3 separate regions of the Homo sapiens genome follow, and regions 2 and 3 are each linked to region 1. A link is an interaction called in ENCODE POLR2A ChIA-PET data of the cell type or tissue named here. Cell type or tissue: PC-3. All regions are shown on one strand.

Region 1 (4,000 bases):
ATTCCATGCTCATGGATAGGAAGAATCAATATCGTGAAAATGGCCATACTGCCCAAGGTAGATTATAGATTCATTGCCATCCCCAACAAGCTACCAGTGACTTTCTTCACAGAATTGGAAAAAACTACTTTAAAGTTCATATGGAACCAAAAAAGAGCCCGCATCACCAAGTCAATCCTAAGCCAAAAGTACAAAGCTGGAGGCATCACGCTACCTGACTTCAAACTATACTACAAGGCTACAGTAACCAAAACAGCATGGTACTGGTACCAAAACAGAGATACAGACCAATGGAACAGAACAGAGGCCTCAGAAATAATACCACACATCTACAACTATCTAATCTTTGACAAACCTGACAAAAACAAGAAAAGGGGAAAGGATTCCCTATTTAATAAATGGTGCTGGGAAAACTGGTTTGCCATATGTAGAAAGCTGAAACTGGATCCCTTCCTTATACCTTACACAAAAATTAATTCAAGATGGATTAAAGACTTAAATGTTAGACCTAAAACCATAAAAACCCTAGAAGAAAACTTAGGCAATACCATTCAGGACATAGGCATGGGCAAGGACTTCATGTCTAAAACACCAAAAGCAATGGCAACAGAAGCCAAAATTGACAAATGGGATCGAATTAAACTAAAGAGCTTCTGCACAGCAAAAGAAACTACCATCAGAGTGAACAGGCAACCTACAGAATGGGAGAAAATTTGTGCAATCTACTTATCTGACAAACGGCTAATATCCAGAATCTACAAAGAACTTAAACAAATTTACAAGAAAAAACCCCATCAACAAGTGGGCAAAGGATATAAACAGACACTTCTCAAAAGAAGACATTTATGCAGCCAACAGACACATGAAAAAATGCTCACCATCACTGGCCATCAGAGAAATGCAAATCAAAACCATAATGCGATACCATCTCACACCAGTTAGAATGGCGATCATTAAAAAGTCAGGAAACAACAGGTGCTGGAGAGGATGTAGAGAAATAGGAACACTTTTACATTGGTGGGACTGTAAACTAGTTCAACCATTGTGGAAGGCAGTGTGGCGATTCCTCAAGGATCTAGAACTAGAAATACCATTTGACCCAGCCAACCCATTACTGGGTATATACCCCAAGAATTATAAATCATGCTGCTATAAAGACACATGCACACGTATGTTTATTGCGGCATTATTCACAATAGCAAAGTCTTGGAACCAACCCAAATGTCCAACAATGATAGACTGCATTAAGAAAATGTGGCACATATATACCATGGAATACTATGCAGCCATAAAAAAGGATGAGTTCATGTCCTTTGTAGGGACATGGATGAAGCTGGAAACCATCATTCTCAGCAAACTATCGCAAGCACAAAAAACCAAACACCGCATGTTCTCACTCACAGGTGGGAAATGAACAATGAGAACACTTGGACACAGGAAGGGGAACATCACACACCGGGGCCTGTTGTGGGGTGGGGGGAGCGGGGAGGGATAGCATTAGGAGATATACCTAACGTAAATGACGAGTTAATGGGTGCAGCACACCAACATGGCCCATGTATACATATGTAACAAACCTGCACATTGTGCAGATGTACCCAAGAACTTAAAGTATAATAAAAATATATATATAAATAAAATAAAATAATGGATGTGATCCAGGACATCATTAAACTTTTTTTACTTTGAAAAAAAAAAAAAAAGCTAGTATGTAACAAATGTAAACATTTCTAGATTTATGGTCATCATCATAAAAACTCATTATTGCATTTTTAAAATAATATGATTCTAAGCTTTATAGATTTCTGGCCTTCTTCCTAAATGTCAGGTTGTCAGTTATCACTTTTTCTTCTGGCATCGTGTCAGCCTCATAGAGAAAAGTCCTATCATTTCTACTCCCCAGTTTCAGATCATACTTTCTAATGATAGGGACCTGGGAAACTTGATACTCAAGATTGATAAGACACACATATTAAACGAACATCAATGTGATTATGAGGGGGAAAAAAAGGGCTTCAGCAAAGTATATGGTTCTTAATAAACCATACAAAAACATCTCATAAAATCAGTGAGTGAGTTAGGCAAGGTGGCAAGATACAAGATGAACATGAAAATCAACTGTAGAACTTCCTATTTTAGCTCAGACATGTAACAAGCTTGGAAGTCATCATTCTCATCCTAACACCAAGATAAAAGCTGAACAAACTGAAAATAATTTATTTCTAGGACCCATTACAGAACCAAAGTCACGTGTCAAACCACTACCCCAAAATTTGGAGAGCAAGGCAAATTCAGAGTCACACAGATCTATTTCCCTGGAACAGAAACCCTGGAGCTATAAACTGGAAGGAACATTTAAAGGTCATTTCAATGAACTGCTGGAGGCTAAGTGTGGACTAGGATGAGAATGACTAACTTCTAGGAGTGGCAGTCTTGAAAGAAAGACCTTATACTTTTGTGGGGTTTACTTCCAAAAACAACATCAGCTTCCTACAGTAAAGAGCCAAGAAGATACTCCCATAGCTCTGACAAGGGGAGGGAAAAAATAACTAGTATGAAATAAGCCCAAGTCATTCATCATAACAAAGACTTACTTCCTAGACTTACAAAGACTTAAAAGGGTTTACCAGAGCCTTATCTGACCTGAGGAAAGGGCACTTCCCAGACTCCACATCCCTGGTCTTGCCTAAGGGAAAGGGTAAACTAAGAGACACTTGTAAAATTCACAGCTCATGACGCACACACACTAAAAGGCTAAGATTTAATCCTAACAGAACACTATCCCCTTCCCCATACTTTACCACCACTCCAACAGGCCTCCAGTACATCAACAGTGAACTGAGGGGCACAGGGTGGGAGTTGGGTGTGGGGTGGGGGCGCCTACCTTAAGTAGTATCTAAGGAAAATCTTAGATACTTAGTATCTAAGTAGATACTAAGGAAAATCTCTTAGAGACAAACACTGATGTCTGAAGAATTTAAAGCCTCTGGTACCTACAACTACAGCGAACATTAAAAGCAATCCAGTTTCTACTCAGATAACCCAATACCCCACTTCAGTTCCTATCACCTGATATATGGTGTCTGGCTTTCAACCAAAAATTGCAAGGCATGCCAAAAGGCAAGAAAAAAACAGTATGAAGAAACAAAGCAAGCAACAGAATCAAACTCAGCTGTGGCACAGATGGAACTATTAGACGGGAAACTGAAAATATCTACTATTAGGCTGGGTTCAATGGCTCACTCCTGTAATCCCAGCACTTTGGGAGGTCAAGGCAGGCAGATCGCTTGCGCCCAGGAGTTTGAGGCCAGCGTGGGCAACAAGGTAAAATCCCATCTCTACAAAAAATACAAAAACTAGCCAGGCTTGTTTTTGAGCCTGCTGTCCCAGCTACTTGGGAGGCTGAGGTGGGAAAATCGCTTGAACCCAGGAGGTCAAGGCTGCAGTGAGCCATGATCGCACCACTGCACTCCATCCTGGGCAAGAGAGCAAAACCTTGTCTCAACAACTACAGAATGGGAGAGGGGAGAAAATATTTGCAAATCATACATTTGGTAAGTGACCTCTACCTAAACTATATAACGAATTCTTACAACTCAATAATAAGGCAACGCAACTTAAAAATGTGCCAAGAATTTGAATAAATATGTCTCCAAGGAAAATATATAAATAGCAAATGAACATATGAAAAGATGCTCAACGTCATTAATCATGAGGCAAATGCAAATTAAAACCACAATCAGACACTTCCTACTCACTAGAATAACCATAAGCAAAAAGCCAGATAATAAAAAGTATTGACAAGGATGTGGAAAAATTGGAACCCTAATGCATTGCTGGTGGGATGGTCCTGATCTCTTGACCTCGTGATCTGCCCACCTCGGCCTCCCAAAGTGCTGGAATTACAGGCGTGAGCACCGCACCTGGCCCAACTGCATTTTTATATGCAGTCATATGCTGAATAACGTTTCAGTAATGGTGGACCACATACACAAACGTG
Region 2 (4,000 bases), 360 kb after region 1:
ACAGGTGTGAGCCACGGTGCCCAGCCAGAAGCTTTTATTTTTATTTTTTGAGACAGGGTGCCCTCTGTTTCCTGGGCTGGAGTGCAGTGTTACGATTACCGCTGAATGCAGTCTCAACCTTCTGGGCTCAAGCAATCCTCCTCCCTCAGCCTCCTGGGTAGCTAGGATTACAGGAATATACCATTATGCCCTTTTTTTTTTTTTTTTTTTTGGTAGAGATGGTGTCTTAGTATGTTGCCCAGGCTGGTCTTGAAATCATGGCCTCAAGCAATCCTCCCACCTTGCCCTCTCAAAGTGTTGGGATTACAGGCATGAACCTCCGAGCTGGGTCAGAAGTTTTACATTTTGATGTAATCTAATTTGTGCATTTTTTCTTTTGTTGCTTATGCCTTTGGTATCGTATCAGATAAATCTGAACAAATCCAAGAAGCTTTTTCTTTCTGTTTTCTCCTAAAAGTTCTAGAGTTTTCAGTCTTACATTTTATTAATTTATTTAATTATTATAATTTTATTTTATTTTGAGAGATGGAGTCTTGCTCTGTTGCCCAGGCTGGAGTGCAGTGGCGCGATCTTGGCTCACCACAACCTACCTCTGCCTCCCGGGTTCAAGCGATTCTCCTGCCTCAGCCTCCCAAGTAGCTGGGATTACAGGCATGCGCCACCGCTCCTAGCTAATTTTGTACTTTTAGTAGAGATGAGGTTTCTCCATGTTTGTCAGGGTGGTCTCGAACTCCTGACCTCAGGTAATCTGCCTGTCTCGGCCTCCCAAAGTGCTGGGATTACAGGCGTGAGTCACCGTGCCAGCCTCATTTTATTTTTTTATTTTTATTTTTTGAGATAGAATCTCGCTCTGTTGCCCAGTCTGGAGTGCAGTGGTGCAATCTTGGCTCACTGCAACCTCCACCTCCCGGGTTCAAGCAATTGTCCTGCCTCTGCCTCCCAAGTAGCTGGGATTACAGGCGTGCGTCACCATGTCCAACTAATTTTTGTGTTTTTATTAGAGACAGGGTTTTGCCGTGTTGGCCAGGCTGAGTCTTGAACACCTAACCTCAAGTGATCCACCCGCCTGAGCCTTCCAAAGTGCTGGGATTACAGCTGTGAGCCACAACGCCCGGCCTCTATATCTGTCTTAATGCCATTACCACATTGTTTTGATTACTGTAGGTTTTAGTAAGGTTTGAAATCAGGAAGTGTGAGCCCTCCAGCATCGTTCTTTCTCAAGATTGTTTTGGCTACGCAGGATCCCTTGACATTTAGGAAGAGTTTTTCTATTTCTGCAAAAATTGCTGTAGTAATTTTGATAAGGGTTGCATTAAATCTGTAGATCATGTTGGGTAGTGTTGATATCTTAACAATAATAAGTCTTCCTATCCATGAACACAAGATGTCTTTCCATTTATTTGTGTCTTGATTTTCTTCAGCCATGTTTTGTAGTTTTCTGTGTATAAATCTTTCATCTCCTTGTTTAAGTGCATTCCTAAGTATTTTATTCTTGTTGGTGCTATTATAACTCTCTCTCTCTTTCTTTCTTTCTTTTCTTTCTTTCGCTCTGTTGCTCAGGCTGGAGTGCAGTGCCCCGATCTCAGCTCACTGCAACCTCCGCCTTCCGGGTTCAAGCAACTCTCCCTGCGTCAGCTTCCCAAGTAGCTGGGATTACAGGCACCCACCATTGCGCCTGGCCAATTTTTGTATTTTTAGCAGAGACAGAGTTTTGCCATGTTAGACAGGCTGGTCTTGAAATCCTGACCTAAGTTGATCTGCCCGCCTCAGCCTCCCAAAATGCTGGGATTACAGGTGTGAGCCACCGTGCCCGGCCTGCTGAATCTATTATTTCTAACAGGTTTGTGTGTGTGTATGTGCGTGTGTGTGTGTGTGTGTGTGTGTGTGTGTAGTCTTCAGGGTTTTCTACATATAAGATCATGTTATATGAAGAGATAATTTTACTTCTCTCTTTCTGATTTAGATGAGTTTTATTTCTGTTTCTTGCCTAATTGCTCTCACTGGGACTGCTACCTGAAAGCAGGTAGTAGTATTGTGTTGAATGGAAGTGGTGACGATGGGTATCCTTGTCTTGTTCCCGATCTTAGATGAAAACTTTTCACTCTTTTACCATTGAGTATAATGTTAGCTGTGGGGTTTTCATATGTGTCAATGAAGAGTTTTCACCAGAACACTTCCTACACTAAATATATGGAGTTTTTCCACACCAGCAACTAGTTTTCCAACCCTCTGGACACCAACTGGGTGTCCTACAATTCAATGTAGACACTGCCTCGAGTTAGTGTAAACCACATAGGCTAAGGGCTCAGTCCTACAAGACCACCCTCACTCCAGACACTAGTCACAAGTCCCAGGTTGCCACCTGTACTTCTGACTAACTGTAACTGGGTATAAATTGGGAGTTCCTATGACCATCCACTCACATTCAGGTTTGATAGTTTGCTACAATAGCTCACAAAACTCAAGAAATGGCTTTACTATTACCAGTTTATTATAAAGGATACAACTCAGAAACAGCCAAATGGAAAAGATGCATAAGACAAGAAATAGGGATGGGATGGGGTTGGTGGTGCTGAGCTTCTTTTTTTTTTTTTTGAGACGGAGTTTCACTCTTGTTGCCCAGGCTGGAGTGCAGTGGTGCAATCTCAGCTCACCGCAACCTCTGCCTCCCGGGTTCAAGTGATTCTCCTGTCTCAGCCTCCTGAGTAGCAGGGATTACAGGCACATGCCACCAAGCTCTGCTAATTTTGCATTTTTAGTAGAGATGGGGTTTCTCCATGTTGGTCAGGGTGGTCTCAAACTCCTGACCTCAGATGATCCGCCTGCCTTGGCCTCACAAAGTGCTGGGATTACAGGCATGAGCCACTGCTCCCGGCCTGGTGGTGCTGAGCTTCTATACCTTCTCTGGGCATGCCACCCTCCTAGCACCTCGATGTGTTCACCAATCCAGAAGCTCTCTGAACCCTGGTATTTAGGGAGTTTTATGGAGGTTCCATTAAGTAGGCATGATTGATGAGATCATTGGCCATTGGTAATTGAACCCAATCTCTAGCCCCTCTTCACTTCCCTCAAGTCTGGGGGTCAGACTGAAAGTTCCAGTCCCCTAGTCACATGGTTGGTTCCTCTGGTAACCAGTCCCCATCCTGGAGCTATTTAGGGGCCCACGAACAGTCACCTTATTAGCATAAACCCAGGTATTGTTGAAAGGGGCTGGCTATGAATAACAAGAGATGCTCCTCTCACCCCTATCACTGGGGAAATTCCAAGGGTTTTGAACCAGGGACAGAGAACAAATATATACATTTCTGATTATCACATCTTTATTATGCTGTGGTGGTTTCCCTCTGTTCCTAGTTTGTTGAGTGTTTTTCTCATGAAGGGTATTGAATTTTGTCCAACTCTGCATTATTTGAGAAGATTGTGTGGATTTTTTTCTATCATTCTGTTAATGATGTGTATTACATTGATTGATTTTCGTATGTTGAACCATCCTTGCGTTCTGGCAATAAATCCCACATGGTTATCTTGTATAATCCTCTTAATGTGCTCCTGAATTCTGTTTGCTGGTATTTTGTTAAAAACATTGTAAGCAGGCTGGGCGTGGTGGCTCACGTCTGTAGACCAAGGTGGGCGGATCACTTGAGGTCAGGAGTTCGAGACCAGCTTGGTCAACATGGTGAAACCCAGTCTCTACTAAAACTACAAAAATTAGCTGGGCGTGGTGGTGCGTGCCTGTAGTCCCAGCTACTCAGGAGGCTGAAGCAGGAGAATTGCTTCAGTCTGGGAGGTGGAGGCTGTAGTGAGCCGAGACTGAACCACTGGACTCCAGCCCTTGGGTGACAGAGACAGGAGGGAGCGTCTCCAGGGACTATAGGAATTTAATCAACTTGAGCAATCAGCCTGTTTTTTTTTTCCCCAAACCCTGTGTGGAATGTGGTCACCTAGTTTAACACAGCTTCTGAGAGACCCCAGCAACTTAATAGATGAACCCCAGTGAACT
Region 3 (4,000 bases), 61 kb after region 1:
CCAACCTTTGGAAGCAGCCACTGGGACTGTACCCTGCAGAGCCTCAGGGGTAGAGCTGCCCAAGACCGTGGGAGCCTACCCCTTCCATCAGCATACCCTGGATGTGAGACATGGAGTCAAAGGAGATTATATTGGAGCTTTAAGATTTAATGTCTGTCCTGCTGGGTTTTGGACTTGCAAGGGGCCTGTAGCCCTTTTATTTTGGCCAATTTCTCCCTTTTTGAAGGGGGGCATTTACCCAATGCCTGTACCTCCTTTGTATCTTGAAAGTAACTAACTTGTTTTTTATTTTTTATTTTACAGGCTCATAGGTGGAAGGGACTTGCCTTGTCTCAGATGAGACTTTGGACTTGGACTTTTGAGTTAATGCTGGAATAAGTTAAGACTTTGGGGAACTGTTGGGAAGGCATGATTGTTTGTTTTTTGTTTTTTTTTTAGACAGAGTCTCGTTCTGTCACCCAGCTGCAGTGCAGTGGTGCAATCTCGGCTCACTGCAACCCCTGCCTCCTGGGTTTGAGCAATTCTGTCTCATCCACCCAGGTAGCTAGGATTACAGGTACCCAACTCCATGCCTGGCTAATTTTTGTATTTTTAGTAGAGACGGGGTTTCACCATATTGGCCACATGATTGGTTTTGAAATGTGAGAAGGACATGAGATTTAAGAGGGGGCAGGGGTAAAATGATACGGTATGGCTCTGTGTCCCCACTCAAATCTCTCATCTGGAATTGTAATTGCCAGTGTTGGGGGAGGGGTCTGGTAGGAGGTGATTGAATCATGAGGGTGGACTTCACCTTGCTCTTTTCATGTTAGTGAGTTCTCATGAGATCTGGTTGTTGGAAAGTGTGTGGCATTTCCCCCTTCGCTCGCTCTCTCTTCTGCCACCACGTGAAGGAGGTCTTTGCTTGCCCTTCACCTTCCACCATGATTTTAAGTTTCCTGAGGCCTCCCAGTCATGTTTCCTGTTGAGCCCGTGGAACTATGAATCATTTAAATCTCTTCTGTTTTTTCATAAATTACCCAGTCTCAGGTAGTTCTTTATAGCAGAATGAAAGCAAACTAATTCACAGGTATATGCTTTACTCAGTTGTTAAAAGCTGTACATAGCTCAAAAAAAAGTTTTCTTGACTTTGACAAAGGATTAGCAATGTGTTAAGCCAAAAGTCATGAGGATTATTTCAGTCTTCTACTAGTTTAGTCCATGCAATTAACTCATTCTGCTTGATATTCATGAACATTTTAGCTCTCCAGGAGAGTCCTGAAAGTTTTTTCCTTTATTCTAATGTCGCAATCTCCAAAGTTACCAGAAACCTGCATTTAAGAGCACTTGTTAGAGTCCTAGATCTGATTATAAAATCACCTTTTAAAGAGGTTTAAAACAAGACACCAATTGTATATAGATGACAAAAAGTTTTAGGGTAGCCACAGACAAAGACAAAATTGACAAGGAAATTTGTTACCTCTGTGGCACACAAGAATTTAACATAACAATAATTATTATAGATAATGTATACTAAATTATTTTATTTTTATTTTTATTTTTTTTTTGAGATGGAATTTTGCCCTTGTTGCCCAGGCTGGAGTGCAATGGTGCAATCTCAGCTCACTGCAACCTCTGCCTCCTGGGTTCAAGTGATTCTCCTATCTCAGCCTCCCAAGTAGCTGGAATTACAGGCACATGCCACCATGCCCGGCTGATTTTTATATTTTTAGTAGAGATGGAGTTTCATCATATTGGTCAGGCTGGTCTCGAACTCCTGACCTCAGGTGATCCATCTGCCTCGGCCTCACAAAGTGCTGGGATTACAGGCATGAGACACCACGCCCAGCCTAATGTATATACTATGTTATATTAGAATTATAGGAGTTTTGCATAATTTTGGAACACATACCAATAACACATTTACACAAATACAGTCCAAAGAAAGCCAGATGTTACCTTAGCATTAGTGCACTATTGATGTCAAACCCAACTCTTAACCTTACAGACAAATCTATTCAATTTTGTTTTCTTTTTGAGATGGAGTCTCGCTCACTCTGTTGCCCAGGCTGGAGTGCAGTGCGGCGATCTTGGCTCACTGCAACCTCTGCCTCCTGGGTTCAAGCGATTCTTCTGCCTCATCCTCCCAAGTAGCTGGGACTACAGGCACATGCCACCATGCGTGGCTAATTTTTGTATTTTTAGTAGAGATGGGGTGTCACCATGTTGGTTAGGCTGGTCTCGAGCTCCTGACCTCGTGATCCGCTGGTCTTGGCCTCCCAAAGTGCTGGGATTACAGATGTGAGCCACCGCGCCCAGCCTTTTTTTTCTGTTTTTGTCTTTTTTTTGAGACCGAGTCTCGCTCTGTCACCCAGGCTGGCGTGATCTCGGCTCACCGCAACCTCTGCCTCCCGGGTTCAAGTGGAAATAGATAGGATAAAGCTAAAAGTACGAGCAAGTTGTGCTCAACCTCCACCTCCTGGGTTCAAGTGATTCTCCTGCTTCAGCCTCCTGAGTAGCTGGGATTACAGGCACATGCCACCACGCCCAGCTAATTTTTTGTATTTTTAATAGAGACAGGGTTCCACTATGTTAGCCAGGATGGTCTCGATCTCTTGACCTTGTGATCCACCCACCTCAGCCTCCCATTCTATTCAGTCTTAATCAGTTTAACCATAAGGTAAAATTTTTGTTGTTGTTGTTTGTTTGTTTTGTTTTTGAGACAGAGTCTCACTCTGCAGCCCAGGCTGCAGTGCAGTGGTATGATCTTGGCTCACTGCAACTTCTGCCTCCCGGGTTCAAGCAATTCTCCCGCCTCAGCCTCCTGAGTAGTTGGGACTACAGGCGTGTGCCACCACACCCAGCTAATTTTTGTATTTTTGGTAGAGATGGGATTTCACCATGTTGGACAGGCTAGTCTCAAACTCCCAGCCTCAGGTGATCCACCTGCTTCGGCCTCCCAAAGTGCTGGTGTTACAGGCATGAGCCACTGTGCCAAACGAAGGTAAAAATTTTTATAAACTTTTTATAACCCTTTAGAATGTTCTGTTAAAGAGCAGAATAATACTCTAAGAAAACTGTGTTGTGTCTTTATTCCAATGTTCAATTTATGAATAAATTGAATAATGCCCCTTTAATTTTAGCTAATGTATTCACACACAGATCTTCTTTGACAAGATTAATCTTTCACAGACCTTCCACAACTTGCTCAAACCTTTAGCTTTATCCTATCTAACTTAAAACAATTTTTTGTATTTTTATTAGAGACGGGGTTTCACCATGTTGGCCAGGCTGGTCTCAAACTCCTGCCTCAGGTGATCCATCCGCCTCAGCCTCTCAAAGTGCTGAGATTACAAGTGTGAGCCACCATACCTGGCCAACATCCTTCTTTTTAAATAACCAGTTATTTTACTTTAGGACAAGAATTTACCACTTGAGATCCTTTCTCAGATAAAATCTCTTCTTTTTAACATTCCTTACCAGAAATACCTTTTCACCTTTATAACTTTTGTATTAGACAAGTAATTTTCCATCTTTTAGGAAACTATGATTTGTACTGCATGTTGCTATGAGTCGTGTGAAGGGGGAGCAAATACAGAGGTTATCTACATACTGTAGAAGTTATTCTTTCTCAAGAGATTGCTCAGTTAGATTTCTTCCTAGGGCGTGTCCAAAGAAGTGTGGGCTATTTCTAAACCCCTGAGGTAGGACTGTCCAGGTTGAAGTTATTGGTTAAAGCTTTAGTTAGCTTTACCAGAAGAAATAGAGCTATTAGAGAAAGATGAATTCAGAGGTCAGGTAAATATTAAGTAAGCACCATCTTGGAAAGTATATTTTTGCCTCAGTGAGGTGTGGGGTGGGAAACATTAGACATTACCAGGGACTGGTGGGAGAATGGTAATTGGTTCTTTAAGTAATATGAAGGGTATGAATCTTTTCTTTTGGAGGGAGGAGGTGCCATTTGTCCCCATTACCCAACAGGATTTGGAGGAGAGTTGCTCAGAGAAGGAGATTAGCACAG

What was found. Peaks named below come from ENCODE experiments on the same cell type or tissue, not always from the same donor. Only the 100,000 strongest peaks of a DNase experiment are listed, where the experiment ranks them.
Region 2: POLR2A ChIA-PET joins it to region 1 with 5 read pairs; 2 of 35 experiments call an interaction of 5 or more read pairs at or near these places.
Region 3: POLR2A ChIA-PET joins it to region 1 with 5 read pairs; 6 of 35 experiments call an interaction of 5 or more read pairs at or near these places.

What each region holds. Positions count from the first base shown.
Region 1 is chr10:31,894,621-31,898,620 of GRCh38, forward strand. The region is part of intron 3 of ARHGAP12 (Rho GTPase activating protein 12); the gene reads right to left. Among named protein-coding and RNA genes, the nearest start is that of ARHGAP12, 32 kb to the right of the region's middle. In PC-3, no CTCF peak of the experiment used is centred here; no DNase peak of the experiment used is centred here; H3K4me3 peaks cover 319 bases; H3K27ac peaks cover 1,754 bases.
Region 2 is chr10:32,259,463-32,263,462 of GRCh38, forward strand. No RefSeq gene overlaps it. Among named protein-coding and RNA genes, the nearest start is that of EPC1, 86 kb to the right of the region's middle. In PC-3, no CTCF peak of the experiment used is centred here; no DNase peak of the experiment used is centred here.
Region 3 is chr10:31,955,475-31,959,474 of GRCh38, forward strand. All of the region lies in intron 2 of LOC107984219 (a long non-coding RNA gene), which reads left to right. Among named protein-coding and RNA genes, the nearest start is that of ARHGAP12, 29 kb to the left of the region's middle. In PC-3, no CTCF peak of the experiment used is centred here; no DNase peak of the experiment used is centred here.